2 separate regions of the Homo sapiens genome follow, and region 1 is linked to region 2. Evidence: chromatin loops called from intact Hi-C (ENCODE). Cell type or tissue: ascending aorta. All regions are shown on one strand.

The links. Peaks named below come from ENCODE experiments on the same cell type or tissue, not always from the same donor. Only the 100,000 strongest peaks of a DNase experiment are listed, where the experiment ranks them.
Region 1: a loop joins it to region 2, with 5 times the contacts of the local background. A loop is called at or near these places in 9 of 110 quality-filtered maps.

Annotation. Positions count from the first base shown.
Region 1 is chr4:140,369,950-140,377,949 of GRCh38, reverse strand. SCOC (short coiled-coil protein) reads right to left here and starts at 4,304. Exons shown (of 4, transcript NM_001153484.2): 1 at 4,233-4,304. SCOC-AS1 (SCOC antisense RNA 1) reads left to right here and starts at 4,558. Exons shown (of 5, transcript NR_033939.1): 1 at 4,558-4,687. RefSeq lists a silencer at 4,015-4,214 and enhancers at 4,375-4,424, 4,120-4,621. In ascending aorta, CTCF peaks have their summits at 4,699 and 4,913; a DNase peak (open chromatin) is centred at 4,439; H3K4me3 peaks cover 3,418 bases; H3K27ac peaks cover 1,930 bases.
Region 2 is chr4:141,129,007-141,137,006 of GRCh38, reverse strand. RNF150 (ring finger protein 150) reads left to right here and starts at 3,538. Exons shown (of 7, transcript NM_020724.2): 1 at 3,538-4,682. The coding sequence starts at 4,199. RefSeq lists a silencer at 3,600-3,719. In ascending aorta, CTCF peaks have their summits at 2,158 and 3,412; DNase peaks (open chromatin) are centred at 3,566, 4,066, 4,536 and 4,736; H3K4me3 peaks cover 3,814 bases; H3K27ac peaks cover 1,804 bases.

The DNA.
Region 1 (8,000 bases), 760 kb after region 2:
CAATCTAATCTACTACATTGAAGCAACCTAGACCTGTCAGTGTTATTCTTTCAACAAGTATTTACTGAATATCTTCTATGCCCAAGGCATTGTTATGCCTCCGTATCTTAAACAGTAGAAAGCAGACCTATTAAATAAGGATATCTACATACTAGAACTAGAATCACAATAGAGATATCAGTGTATTACACATTCTCTCACAGCTGTTAATACAAATCTTGTTGTACTTCAGATACTAACATGAAATTTGAAAATGCCCAGTGTACATCTACATAAATCCTGTTACACTTTAGATACTAACATGAACTTCAAATTAAAATGCCCAGTGTACATATACATAAACTTCAAGTTTATAGTTCAAGTTAGATAGCACTCACTAGTCTAGAAAAAAATATGAAATATCCCTTGTATAACATTATTAAATAATTAACTACAAATGGTATACAATTAATTTAATAATGCTGAATAAACCTACTCCAAGTCTTCTAGCATCTGTCCCCTTATCTAAACCGCATTTAAAGTTGCTCTGCCCGACCTCTTTTTCACATTATTTAATTCTCAGGTTCTCTGCATTTCAGATTACTAAAATTTTTCCAACAATTCTTTTTTTAAAAGTTATTCAGCCTACTGTAGTATTTAAAGACCACACTCCAAAAACTATTCCTCTCCATTGAATCAACATGTCTCTTTAACTATAATTGAAGAGGAAGAGTGTCAGTGAAAACTTGATTTGACATTTCCCTGACAGAGAAGCACACCTGTAACCAGGTACTACAGTCATTCTCTTTTCATACCATTTCAACCACTGATCCAGCTAAAAGAGGTCTGAGTAAGATGAGAGAGGCAACAGCCAAAAGCAAAAGTGATCGTGGGAGTGCTCAGCAAGAGTAAGCTGCAATTTGGCATCTGTCTTTGCTAAATAATAAATTAAAAGTGCTTCAAATTTCTCATATCCAATGATTTTAAGGCTACAGCTAGAACGAATTTTCATGATAGCTAAGAAGAGTTATAAGATATACAAGCCAAAGCAACAGATAATCAGAAAATCGACACAGCTGATTTTGAAGTCAGATATAATACAGTGATAGGGTAGTCTTCTTTTGCTTATGTTTCAGACTAATATTTAAATTAAACCAAAAAGTCTGCAAAAACACAAGTATTCCAAACTCACCAATATAAGAGGTAAAGAAAAAGAAGCCAGTTTCTGAAATTCTGACCACATATAATTCAAACAATAGAAAACCTATGCATGGTTTAGCAACAGTGTGACTTCATCTGAAAAAGTGAAAGAAAATAAAAAGCAGAAAAACAGGGTGGAGAGGGCTTATTAAAGGAAAAATTACTCTTACACTCAAGATTAGGGTAGAGGCAGGAGCACAAAAGTAGTGCCACAAGAACAGTGCTATAAGGGTATACAACGCGAGAGAGCACAATTCACACCACAGTCTACGTAAGATTGCATCCCAAGTGTTGCACAGTGAAAAAACCGCCCACTGTATCTGGCAGCCCTACGCATAAGGGCATTACTCTTTAGTACAGTGGACCACAGCATTACCTGCTGCCTTTCCACGACAAAAGAACAAGAAGCAATTGTATTTTATTGTGATGTGATCAAATAGACCCATCTCAAAATGCTACTATTGTATTAATATATATTCAAAGTCTTTCAGTAGATTTAGGGCAATAAACTGATTTGTTTGACATATGGGATCAAAAGACTTGCTGAGTTCTTTATGTCAAAGTATTTTAGCCATGGATTTTTTCTTTTAAAATAGTATTGATCCCCAAACTGCCCAAAGTCTACATTAACACAGTACTACATCATAACAGATACTTAATACTGAGCTTTTCAAATTTTTCAACTATAAAATCCTTTTTTACCTATAGTTGCTATAACATCAATCTAATTCCATGTCAAATATGCTCTTAAGAGTTCACTTTCAACTCCTTCTGCTCCTATATATAAACGCAAATCTGATGAAAAACGAGAAAATTAAGACCAAGTCTGCTCAAGCGTGGGAACACTGAAATGAATTTGGGGCGCTGAGGCTGCTCTGCCTATCCTAAACCACCTTACCCCAGAAATGGACATGGTTCGCTGAGATTCTTCAGCTCTGATGTATGGCTAGGTCAGACCTTTCAAAGGTTTCTCAAAAAACACAGTAAATTCGGGTATCTAGCCTTGGTTAGTGGAAGGGAATCTAGAATTACTTTTTTGATTATTTAAGTCCAGGAGGCAGAACGCATAGAGAGAATACAAACCAGGAAATGTGGCAAACATTGGGACAAGATTCATTTAATTAAATAATTTTTGCCATGCACACACACCTGTGACCAAAGACGATCATCTTACCAAATATGCCCCTATCTTATTTTACAGTTATCTCTAATAGTGTACAATATCCACAATATCACTCTCCTCAAGAGGCAGCCTGGCACAATGATTAACAATATGGATTCAGATTACCTGGATTCAAATCCTAGCTCTGCAATTTATAAGCTCTGGAACCCTGGGCAAGGTTAACACCTCGGCCTTAAGTTTCCTCATTTGTAAAATGTGGATAATAACCGTACGTATCTCATGGGTTTGTTGTGAGAATGAGTGGATAGATACAATGTGTTGGCAACAGTACCTAGTACATAGTAGGTATTCAATAAATGTCTGCTATCGTCTTCTCTACCTTTTAGCTCTAATTTGGGCAACAGAAAGAATTTAAAGAAAACCATCTGGTCCAGCTGCTTCATTTTACAAAATCAAGGCCAAAGATGACAATGGCTTACTGAAGACCACAGAAGTAGTTAGCAACAGGGCCAAGACTACAACAAATGCCCAGTGTTTTTTCCACCATTCCACCACAACTATTGTCACATCTGAGCCTGCAGATTTTGAGACTTTTTCCTAATACCCGTCCATCTTCAGCCACTCAACTTTTCTGCATCTAAAATTGATTTCACCATCTGTCATACTGGAGAACTACTAAGACTGCTAAAATAATGTCTTCGTGCATTAATGTGCTAAATGCTTTGCATATGTTATTTCATCAAATCAACAGAAGGAAACTGCAATTTACAGATATGGACACTAAATTTCAGAAAGTCTATATATCTTTCAGAAAAGCTGTTTCAGAGGTTTCACAGCCAATGTCTCTACCAAGAATTTGAACCCAGGTCTAACTTCACAGTCCATGCTTTTTCCATTATGCAATGGAAAAAACTTTAATATGGCCCTAATCTTAAGTTTGCCAAACATTTTGCTACCACTGATGTCAAACTCCTCTGGAATCTTTACTAAGCAACTGAAAATAAACTCCATTCCCTTCAAGCTACGGAACTTCAATATAATGTCTGTTCAGATCTGTTCAAGTTCTGCTTTGACTTGTCCTGGTTAAATAAATCCAGTTTCAAATTCCACAAGATCAAGGAACTGTTTGGCCAAATGAGGATTTAAATGGAAGCTATACTCTCAGAGAATGGCTAGCTACACTGATTTTAATCAGGAATAGAGGTACCAGAATACATGGGCACAGCTTTGGGTCCTCGGGCATAGAAAACGTGTTGGCAACCTGGAATGGCATCTGTCCTTATTGTTGCGTAATAGTGTGAGGTTGACACACTGTATAACAGAAGCCCTGCCTTTCAGGAATGTATCCTCTTTCTCCTTTCCAAACCTTTCTTCCCAAAACTTGTTCAGCAGGACTCTGGGGGAGAAGACGATCAGGAAACAAACCCAGGTGCCGCTTTCGCCGCCTGGAAAAATGGTCCAATCCTTATTTTACGGCTCTCTAGGCTCCCTCCCCACCTCAGCCTCCCCTCCCATCTCTCAGGCTCTCGCAGAGCAGCCACGGGAAGGTCCAGGCGTGCCAGGTCCCATTCCACCCAAACGCCCCTCCCGCAGTCCAATTCCAGAGCCGAGAGCTGCAAAGCGGCTCCCGACCCAGGAGCTGCGGGGAGAAAGCTACACGATGTCTGCGTCAGGGACCGCGAGAGGTCCCTCTCCCAAAGAACGCCTGGGCCTGACAACGAAAACAGGAGAAAAAGAGGTCGCGCAAGGGTTCTGCCGGGAGCCAGGCCTCCGCCGCCCACCAAATGCCCAGGCCCGAGACCGCTCCTCCCGGGCCCCCGGTGCGCAGGGCCGCGTCCAGCCCGCCCCGCCCTCCAGGCCCTCGGAGGTACTGAGGATGCAGCTCTAGTCGCCTGGGGCCAGGCCCTCCGCTGCCCGGGACGGCCCTCACCTTCCGCTTGAGGCGCCGGGAGAAGGAGGGATCCGGCCGACACCTCAGGCCGGGACACTTGGACCAACTGACCCCGGCAGCTCCGCCCACTCCGCCCACAGAACGTGCGCCGTGAGAAGAATCCCATCCCGTCCCAGCCGCTCGCCCGCCAATCCTGACTCGAGAATACACGCCTGCGCATTAGCTGCCCGCCTCACCCCAGTCGTCCAATCTCAAAGCACCGGGATCCACCTTTGCCATAACAAAAGGACACTGACATCCAATCAGGATTGAGGTCGCTGTGGGCGGGACCTGGAACAGCGACAGCCAATGACAGTAAAGAAGCGAAGCTAAGCGGCGCTGGTGAAGCGGCTCATCAGGTCTATCAGGAAACCTGAGAATTGGAGTGAGAATCCCAGTGTGGAAAATCAGGAAAGAGGCTGGTATGAGCGACAGAGAAGTCATTCAGGAAAGAGGTTGGTATGAGCGACAGAGAAGTCATTCAAGTTCGAGAAAAGAGCGTTTGCGAACCAAGCAGAGAAAGTCAACGCGACACCGTCGTTCCTTAATTCTAAAAGCAGACTTTTTCATATTTTTCTTATTTCCGAAATCGGAAAGCTTATAGTTGAGCTAGTGGAATGTTCCTCTCCTCACGCCCCTCCTCCGAAACTATTATTAAATCTGTAGTGCGTGGCCATTTAATATTTTAGAATTGAGAAAATACCCTAGTGGTACTGAGGCATAGCACTTGTGCTTACCTTACCCCTGTGGAGCCTCACAGCAACCCACAGAAAGGAACTGAAGCCTGAGCGTGAACACATTTCTTGCTCAAGGTCACATATACGGTATCAAGAGTGGAGTGTTCTTCGTGACACCGTTCATCGTAATCTAGTACTTGACACAAAGCGGCATCCTGCTTTAATATTCGTTGAGTACAAGGTAGACATCCACAGCAATACATTATTATTTTGGCTTTGGCACAGCCTCCTAAGCTGTAGAGACAAGCCTTATGTCTCCCTGTTTCTTGACTTTTTACTTCTGGCACAGTTTGCTGACACATCGCCTTAATCATTTTAAGAGCTATATAAAAATATCTTCTATTCAGTGTTTTGAGAACTATGCATTTGGCTGCGACTGCAATATTCAGTTTGAGGAAATTTACTAGAATGCAATGTAGGAGCTAAATAAATGAAAAAAAATCCAACATAAATCTAATAGGAGTGCCAAAAAAGAGAGACTAGAGAGAATGGATGCAGGCAGTATTCAAAGAGTAATAACTAAGAATTTTCCAAGATTGTGGAATATTTGAATTTTCAGATTCAAGAAGTACTTATTCTTGAGCAGGATTAATATAAGAATTCTATGCAACGGTGAAATTGCAGGACACCAAAGATCAAGAGAAACTATTAAAAGCAACCTTTTGTTTTTGCTAGAACAGTATTTTTAAATATTTTTAATTGTAGTGAAATATACATAGAATAAAATTTACCATCTTAACCATTTTTAACTTCAGTAGTATAAGATACATTCCACATTGTTCTCCAACCAATCTCCAGAACCAATCTCTCTTTTCATCTTGCCAAACTAAAACTGTATACCTATTAAAGAGCAACTCTCCATTTCCTATTCCCCTCATCCTCTGGCAGTAATCATCTTACTTTGTGTTTATCAGTTTGACTACTCTAGGTACCTCACCTAAGTGGAATAATACAGAATTTGCCCTTTTATGACTGGCTTATTTCATTTAGCATAATGCCTCAGAGTTCATCCATGTTATAGCATATTGCAGAACTTCCTTTTTAAGGCTGAATAGTTCTATATATCATTTATTATGTGTATTATGCCACATTTTGTTTATTCATCTATCAGTGGACGCTTAGGTTGCTTCCTCCTTTTGGCTATTGTGAATAATACTGCTATGGACATGGGTGTGCAAATGTCTCTTTGAGACCCTCTTTTCAGTTCTTTTGGATATACACCCAGAAGTGTGTGTTAATTTGTGCTGAATCATATGGTAATTCTATTTTAAAGCAACTTTTAAAAAAGTGGTATTGACACAAGAATAGACAAAAAGAAAATTAGGAAAAAAAGGGTACCTGGAAGTTGGTATACAATAAAGATGTCTGGTGAGGAATAACTGTTTCTAAGGTTGTGGGGAAAAAACTATTATTCATTACTGTTGGGAGTGTAAATTAGTATAGTAACTGTTCGTGGGATATAGAAAACACAAGTTATGGTGGTTCTAGTTAAATTGGCTATTTATATAAAAATAAGAAATTCAATCCTGATACCACGACAGAAATAAAACTAAATTCCAAATGAAATAATGATCCAAAATGTGACAAACAAAACTCTAAACTTTTAGAAGAAAAGCGTATGTCTGTATATCGCCGTAGGGAAGAAACAGCACGATTCATTAAGGAAAGATGTAAAATATTGATTATTTTAAAATTTGGAAGTTTTACAAACAGAAGAGAAGCCATCTCTAATCAAGTTAAAAAACAAGCCACAGGTTGGCAGAATATAGTAAAACTCTCAAAATATAAAGAATTCAGGCCAGGCGCGGTGGCTCACGGCTGTAATCCCAGCACTTTGGGAGGTCGAGGCGGGTGGATCACGAGGTCAGGAGATTGAGACCATCCTGGCTAACACGGTGAAACCCCGTCTCTACTAAAAATACAAAAAATTAGCTGGGCGTGGTGGCGGGCGCCTGTAGTCCCAGCTACTCGGGAGGCTGAGGCAGGAGAGTGGCATGAACCCAGGAGGCAGAGCTTGCAGTGACATGGTGCCACTGCACTCCAGCCTGGGCGACAGGGTGAGACTCCGTCTCAAAAAAAAAAAAAAGAATTCAGACAAATCAGTAAGAAAAAGACAACTCAAGATAAATATATGCAAATAACGTAAGTAGGCCACTTACAGAAGAGGAAAACTGAACGGCCAGAAAGGTTTTTAAAAAATGTTTACCTTCACTAATAATTAGGTAAAATAACATTAAAACAATTAGATAAAGGGGCATATTCATCAAGAAGACACAAAATCCTAACCACAGTGCTACAAAATAGAAATGAATCAAAAATTAATTGAATTCAAACAGTTCATTACTCCCTGCTCTGCAATTTGTAAAACAACTATACAGATAATTTAAGTATACAGAACTCAGGTCCCAAACTTTTCAGTATATTAGAATCACCTGGGAATCTTTTAATTATTCTAGTGAACAGACCACACCTCAGAATAAATTACAGTCTTAAGGAGTGAGATACAGGCATTAGTATTTTTGAAAGTTACGAAGGTGATTTTGAAAAAAGGCTGGCAAATTTCTGAACTATTGATATAGAAGACCTGAACAATCCTATCAGCCAACTTGACCTAATGGACATTTGTAGAACATTGCACCCAATAACTGAAGAACATGCTTTCTTTTCCAATGCACTTGGAAAATTCATCAAAATAGACTCCACTGTGTATCATCAAACAAATCTCAGCAAATTTAAAATAATTGAAACAGTAAAAATTATTGTCTCTACCCACAAATTAAACTAGAAATCAGTAACAGAAAGATATTTGTAAATCTCCAAATAGTTGGAAATCAAACTATGTACTTCTAAACAAACCATGGGTCACAGGGGAAGTCACACACAAAAAAATTAGAAAGTAATTTTAAACTAAAATGTAAACATAAAAAGGCAGCTCTTGCATGACTCAGCTTTCAGCTTATTTTCAGCTTTCAGACTTGGGAGGCTGAAGCAGGAGAACTGCTTGAACCCAGGAGGTGGAGGTTGTAGTGAG
Region 2 (8,000 bases):
AGATTGTACTTATACTCAGATTGTACTTGTACTTTTCCTGGTAAAACCAGTCCCCCAAATAGCCACATAGAATCCTTATTTCTTTCAATATTCTGTTCAAAAGTCACCTCACAAAGCAGCTGACCCTGACAGAAAATACCTTATGTGACATAGGTTACCCTTCCATACTCTGTTGCCTTTTTCTTCATAGCAGATGTCATTATCTGACATAATCTAAAGCTTTTTAGAAATTTCTGTTTTTTTCCAACTCCAGAATATAAACTCCATGAGAGCAAGAATCTTATCTGTTTTGTTTCAGTTGGATGCCCAGTGCCTGTAACACCAATGCGTTAACAGGTGCTCGATAATTATTGTTGGATGAAGAAATGAAATACAGAGATGTTTTTATCTACAACAGTATTATATATTTGGGGGGTGGTATAGCAAGCGCTCATTGCTCTCCCCAAATACCACTTGTCAGTTGTTCAAGAAGTGCCACTGGAAAAAAGAGTAGCAGGGTTGCCAGAAAATCATTAGCACAAAGCTGGAAACATATTAATGTCCCCTCAAAAACTGAACTTTTGACTTATTAAAAATATCATGAATTGGGCTCAAATTCTCTGAAAGTGTAGCTAGTGGAAACCAATATGTCATAGATAATCATTTTTTTTTCTGAACCATTTAAGAGTAAGTTGCAGAAAGAATGTCTCATCACTGCTAAATTCTTCAATGTACATAGCCCCCCAACCACAGACATTCTTCTACAAAACTACAATATAAATATCCAAGTCAGGAATTCACCATTGATAAAATATACCATCCAATCTACCAATTTCACTGAATTTTTGCCAAGTGTTTATTTTTCCTTTCTGGTCTAGGAGCCAATCTGGGATATTTATTGTACGTAATTGTCACATCTCTTAAATCTCTTCAATTTGGATCAGTTCTTCTGTTTTTCTCTGTCTCTCATAAGTTTAAGAGTTTTAAAGAATATAAACTTTTCATTTTGAAGGTTGCCTCTCATCCTGGGTTTATCCATTGTTTCCTTATGTCTAGACCATGCCGTGTATTGTTCTTTTCAGGAACATGACAGAAATGACACTGTAATTCCAGTGCATTTCATAAGGAGGTACATGATAGGACTCATTCTACAAATGGTGATGTTCACCATGATCACCTGCTCAACTTGGTGTCTTCCAGGTTCCTCTTCAATAAATTCACCATTTATTGAATTAATAAGTATTTTTCAGAAGATACTTCAAGACTAGGCTAATATCCTGCTTCACATCAAACACCTACTCATCAGCCTTAGTATCCATTGATGACTCCTGCCTAAATCAAACAACACTCTTGTCAAATGGTGACTTTCTATATCCATTAATCCTTATCAGTAGGTATTTCTACCATAAGGAAGAGCTGTTCCTCCCTATTTATTTACTCCATCATTTTTCTGTATTAACATTAGCACGGATTCATGCCTTATTAGATAGGTTGTAATCAGTTACTAGGATCATTTATTTTATGTTCAGACTGTCCCAGATTTGGCCAGTGGGAGCCCTTTCCAGCTGGCTCTTCTGTCTTTTTGACATACTCCCATCATGCTTGGAGCATTTCCTTTCAAGAGGTTATGGGCTCACTCTGTACTTTCCCAGTGTCAGCCCTATAATCAGCCAGCTTGCTTTTCGTGGAGGATGCTATTTAGAAACGAAGATCTTCTGGCCACTGGATGTGCCTTTTGCTTTTGGCCTCTGAATGGAGAGAGCTATGGTATATATGTGTGCACACACATAAATATATATACATATAGTTTTTGAAAAATTATTTCATACTCATTGTTAATCCACCCTAAAGCCTCAAGGTTATTTACAGCTCTCTTTCTTTCCATATTTGTAAATTCCTTCTCCAACAGTAAGAAACCTCGCTCCTATTTTACTCAGTGTTTTACTTATTAGCCCAATGGCCCTGTAATTAAGCAATCTTCCAGCCATGCTATTTCCTTGACCCTGTCATCTCTTTAGCACCTAACTTTTCCAAAGGAAAGAAGGGGTAAGGGATAGTCACACATTCTTAATAACATAGCTTCTCCAAGTCTTCCAGCTGGAGAAAAAAAATGCTAAGCGATAAAGAAGACTGGGGAAACACTGTGGGTTGCTAAAGGCAACTGCTCAGAACCTAGCCGGGGGTTTCTAGCAGTGGACTCCTCCCTCAGATCTCTGGTGGTTCAGGAACCAGCAGCCAGGTGTCTCCACTTTTGCCTCCTTGGCAGTAAGCGCTATAAAAAGCACTGTCCCAATTGCCTAGAAGCCTATTTTCTAAAATGAATAAGCTAGGAACACATACAAATTCAGCACATCAAATGCCATAGAGACAAATTCTTCTAAGTAGTTCTTCTTGTGCCTGCTTCTAATTTGGGTACAGCTGAGGCTCTTTGCCCTCCCTTAACAGCCATCAGCTGTTTGTACTGCTGCCGGAAAAAGAGAAGTTGTACTGGTGGACGTTCATTAACGAAGAGCTGTAAACATGCTAAAGTCCTGGGGAAAAGGCAGCCTTTCATTTTTTAAATTTAAATCATGAATGGGTCCTGGGTTCTCTGAAAGAGCATCAGGTGGGAAACACAATGTAAATGATAGAGAACCATCAAACAAATATTTTTAGAGACTATATGGCAGGCATCTCAAGCCAAGGGAAAGGATATCCACCACCAAAACGTCTAATTGGTAAGGCACTCTGCTGTACTACAGTTTTAAGAACACTACACTAGGGGGACTGTACTGTCTGCTGACTACTGTAATCTCTATGCACAGTTGGAGAGCGCACTATAAACAATAACCCAAACAAACCTCCCTTGCCTGTTGGTGCTGCGAGTCCCCTGTTCCCAGCCATGACAATCAGAATAAACACAGTCCAGAAATGTCTCACCCGGTTTCTCTTCTTACAGAGTGACAAAACACCTATTCTATAAGAAAACGAATGTTAGATGTTTGCTTCCAGGTGGGCAGTAGGAAGCCCATTGTTATACCCATCTTAACAGAATGGTTGTTAGACCAGCAGCATCAGCACCACCTGGGAACTTGTTAGAAATGCATATTTTTGGGGCCCTACCACAGATCTACTGAACCAGAAACTTTGTGGCAGGACCCATCGGTCTGAGTTTTAAAACTAAAGATTTGATAGCCACTGCCCTAGGTATTCCAGAGGTAGCTTTGGAAGGACCTCAATACCAAACCACCTTACACTTTGGCCTTAGGACAGGTAATCAGGGAGCTCACGGCAGTACTTCCAGCAAACGGGAGGGTCGTTTACGAGAGGCACATACATTTGCTAAATGTAACGCTCAGGAAGTTATTCCCGTACTCAAAGGTCGAGGGGTCGCTTCCTCTTTACCTCCACCTAGATTAAGTCGCCGATTGAGGTTGAATTTGAGACCCGACAGGGGTCGCTGCTGCCCATAAAGAGAGACCAAGGGAACATGGCAAGAGAATCCCAGGGGCTTTGACATCACACTAAGCTCCTCCTTGCACGCACACATTATACACACACACACACACACACACAAACATACAGACACACACACACGGACCGCTTACTCCGCTCTGCCTGCTCGCTCCCACTGTCCCCAAGCCCGCCCCGCCCGCGGCAAGTGCGTGCCCAGGCGCAGCCACCGGCGAGATCAGGAGCGCAGCGCCCGCAGCCTGAGGGAACCGGCGCAGGGCAGCAGCGGCTGCAGCTGGATTCGCGCGCCCCAGCGCTCAGTGGCGGCGGCCGGGACACCCTGGGCAGCACCCCGCACCGCAGCACCCCAGACTACGAGCAATCGTGCCCGTCCCCGCCGGGGCTGGAGGGCGCAGGGCCGCCACCCTGCAAGTTCGTGGGCCCCCGGCCACCCTTATGAGAGAAGGCGAAGCCGGGCGAAGGAGCAGGACGCTCGGCAGCAGGACTCCTCCGCAAGCCCCGCGGGCCCTCTGTTCCCGCGCCCCCCGGGCGCCCAAGAAGCAAAATGCAACCACCGCGCTACAGCTGAGAGGGGAAGGGGCCAGCGCCATCCGCTCGCCCGGAATCCGGTCCCCGCGGCGGCTGCGCGTCCCGGCCGCGGCCCCTCCGGCCCGGGAGTGAGCAGCAGCAGGAGGAGAGGCAGCGGCCCGGGGTTGGCCGGGGCTGGGGAGGAGGGACGGGACGGAGGGAGGGCGCGGGGGCGGGGAGGGGGCCCCGGCGGATAAAGATGGCAATGTCTCTCATCCAAGCGTGCTGCAGTCTGGCTCTCTCAACATGGCTGCTTTCCTTTTGTTTCGTGCATCTGCTCTGCCTGGACTTTACCGTGGCCGAGAAGGAGGAATGGTACACCGCCTTCGTGAACATCACCTACGCCGAGCCCGCGCCGGACCCCGGGGCCGGGGCGGCGGGCGGCGGCGGCGCGGAGCTGCACACGGAGAAGACGGAGTGCGGGCGCTACGGAGAGCACTCGCCCAAGCAGGACGCCCGCGGGGAGGTGGTCATGGCCAGCTCGGCCCACGACCGCCTGGCCTGCGACCCCAACACCAAGTTCGCCGCCCCGACCCGCGGCAAGAACTGGATAGCCCTCATCCCCAAGGGCAACTGCACGTACAGGGATAAGATCCGGAACGCGTTCCTGCAGAACGCCTCAGCCGTGGTCATCTTCAACGTGGGCTCCAACACCAACGAGACCATCACCATGCCCCACGCGGGTGAGTGGCCCAGCGGGCGCGGGGGAGGGGAGCCGGCGGGGACGGAGGTGCCTAGAGGGATCCAGCGCCTGCCTCCAGGCTCCTTCTGGGAAGTCCGTGCGGCGCGGAAGACGTGTCTGGGTTCCCTGGACCGATTAAGTTTTGCTCCGCGTCACTTGGGGGGTTTACAAAGAGGAGAAGATTAACTGTATTGGGTAGGGGAGAGGCTGCCGGAGAGCTTGGCATAGCGCCGCTTGGACAGGGGTTCAACGTGGCGGGCTAACTTTTCCGAGGGGGACCTGGAAGGTGGGGTTTGGAGGGTAGGGCTCAGATACTGTTCTTGGTTAGTGACCGGCCCAGCACCTGTTTGGAACCAGTAGATCTGATACCACAGCACTGCCCTTGGGTCTGTGCATCAGGTATACCCTGATGCAGGCGCTATATCAGGAGAGGGGTAGGGTTACCTGCTGGCAGCTCACCACCGCGAACTTGCACTTGGGAGAGTTTCCCCTTTTGGGTTTACGCACTTCATTAATCATATTAAAAGTACTATGCTCTGCCAGGCTGTCATCCAGAGAAACTGACAGGTGGCCACGATGGTAAATAATAACAATCCTCAACAAGCCAAGAAGAGTGTGATGGCCCTAAAGTTATAACTACTTTTCTAATTATTGCATTATCCTTTGCCTGATTGGGAGGTTAAATATGCTGAAGGTTTTCTTTCTGGCTAGAATGAAGGGATTTCAGACTAGAGAGAATAAGCTTTTGTTAATGATCGCAGGTACCAGGACTAGAAATGCATTACTGTCCCAAAACTCAATACCGCATATGCCTGACATAAGCAATGTTTCCCTGGTGGTAGGAACACCCTCCCCCCAAAAAAGCCATCCCCAGGCTTGTTAACATAAGTCCATAAGCCACTAGTTTTAGCAAGCTAGCCTCCTTATGTCAGAGCTTGCTGCTTGTATTTGTGTGCCTGAGAAGTGGGCCCTCCTTCCCCAAAGGGGTTTCTGGGCCGAGACTGTGGCATCCAGTGCCCGGAAGGAGGGGAGAAAATGACAGATGCATTTTCTGAGTGGAGTCTCCTAATCAAAAGCATTATTTTCTTTAAAAACCAAATTTGAATAAATAGTTACGCTGCTGAAATGGAACACCAAGCTCTGGCTACATTTGTAGGGGTGTTCTCTTTGGGGACAAGTTTCCATTCCGAGAGCTCATGTCACCTATTAGTGAAATATTCAATTGGTTTGCCTCCAGTAATCAACACCAGCTGTTTTAGTCAGGGAAATTTGTCAACCTTAACACAAACAGGTGGGGAGGGGAAATGTTCCAGACTTCTAAAACACAGGCCAGAAAAATGTAGTGTGTTAATTAATGAAGAGGAGGAGAGGCAATTACTTAGAAAAGTTACAATACAGCACTTTCAGAATATTCGATATATTTTCTTGAGCTCGACAGTTTTCTAAGGGAAAAGATTGTGCTCTCACCTTGAGTCTTAAGAGCACTACTGAAACTTTGATATTCAAGGATGTTAAGGACTATGGAAAGCACTGTAAGTCATGTAAAGCATCTTTAGATAAACATGTTACTTAATATTTAAAACCTCAGTGGAGGAGGGGTGAAGGAAGCTTTTTTGTTTTTGTTGTTCTTTAAACTCCAAGAAGATTGTTAGCTGACTTTGTGAGATTCTTTGTTTCTCTGTGCATATGCATGAAATCTTGAACTCAACTTCTTTGAACATAAAGTAAGAGGCATCATTTGTTCCTGTCTAAAAAGGTTCTCTAGAACTGCCAACACATTGGATCAATTAATGGCTTGCTTATTTTTAAAGAAAACACTAAGCAGATTTCCCACACAAATGATGCTTGATTAAGATAGTGGGAGTGGAAGTTTAGTAATACTGTAGTTTGAACGTTAAAGGAAAAAAAAAATTGGAAATTGTCTATTATCTAATTGTTCTGTTTCCAAAAATGTATTCATGCTGTATCTGCCAATGGCCAGGAAACTCCATATTATCTTCTGACATTTTGCCACATTAGGAGACTCTGTTCACTTCAGTCAGAGGCTAGCATTGATTTCTGCTAGAGTGTCATTATGAGCAGATACATGACAGGGTAGCATGGTAAACCCTTGACTATACTCTGAAATTCTTCTGCCTAAATCTCAAACACTGCCAGCTCTTGTCTGGCTGTCAGTGTCTTCCATGTAGTCCAGATCTTGAAAGCTTTACTTTTCCTAGTTAAATTTGAGGTCAGATTTCTGAATTCAGTTTGAGAAACTGCACATTTTAGATGCTAATCAAATATTTTTATTTTGTGAACTTGGGATACCATACCAGAAAATCTGCATATTTGTGAACTTTTAAATTCAGTTTTTAAAAAGTTTTAAAAACTGCAAAAGCTGATGATATATCTATCACCTTTCCTTAGATGCTTTATTTTTGGAACTGATAGATTTCAGGTGAGAAGGTCTGTATTTAGTGTTATGCAACCTGTCGTTTAACATCTATGCATTTGTGTATCTTGAAATTCAATTAAATAGAAATTGTTTTGTCCTTTTCATATACGTTTTCTGTTTTTTTCTTTTCCTGCTTAAATAATTTTGATTTTCTGCCACTTATGTAACTATAACTTCTCATTCAAAAAGACACCACTTCTCCTGGGATAGACCAGTAGTTTTGCTTTATAACAAGTCACTTTCCTCCCCAGTATAACAGCTTTACTGAAATATAAACATACTCTGCAGTTCACTCATTTAAAGTATGCATTTCAATGGCTTTTAGTGTATTGACTGAGTTGTGCAGCCATCATCACTATCTAGTTCTAATAAGAAACTCTTGTACTTCCCCAATATTCCCCAACTCCTAGTCACTCCCCATTATTCCCCAACTCCCAGCCCTAGGCTAATCTACATTCTGTCTTCATGTATTTAAATGCCTCTTTTGTACCTTTCATATAAATGGAATCATATAATATGTGGACTTCTGTGATTGGCCTCTTTGATTTAGCATAATCTTTCTAAGGTTCATCAAGGTTGTAGCATGCGTCAGTACTTAAACCCTTTTTATTGCCAAATAATATTTCGTTGTATGGATATATCACATTTTGTGTATTTATTCATCAACTGATGGAAAATTACGTTGTTTCTACCTTTTAATTGTTATGAAAAATAGTGCTATGAACATTCATGTACAAGTTTTTGTATGGACATTTCTCTTGATTATATACCTAGGAGTGGAACTTCTGAGTCATATGGCAACTCTATGATTTAATCTTTTGAGGACCTTCTAGACTGTTTTCCAAAACAACTGCATCATTTTGCATTCTCACCAGCAGTGTT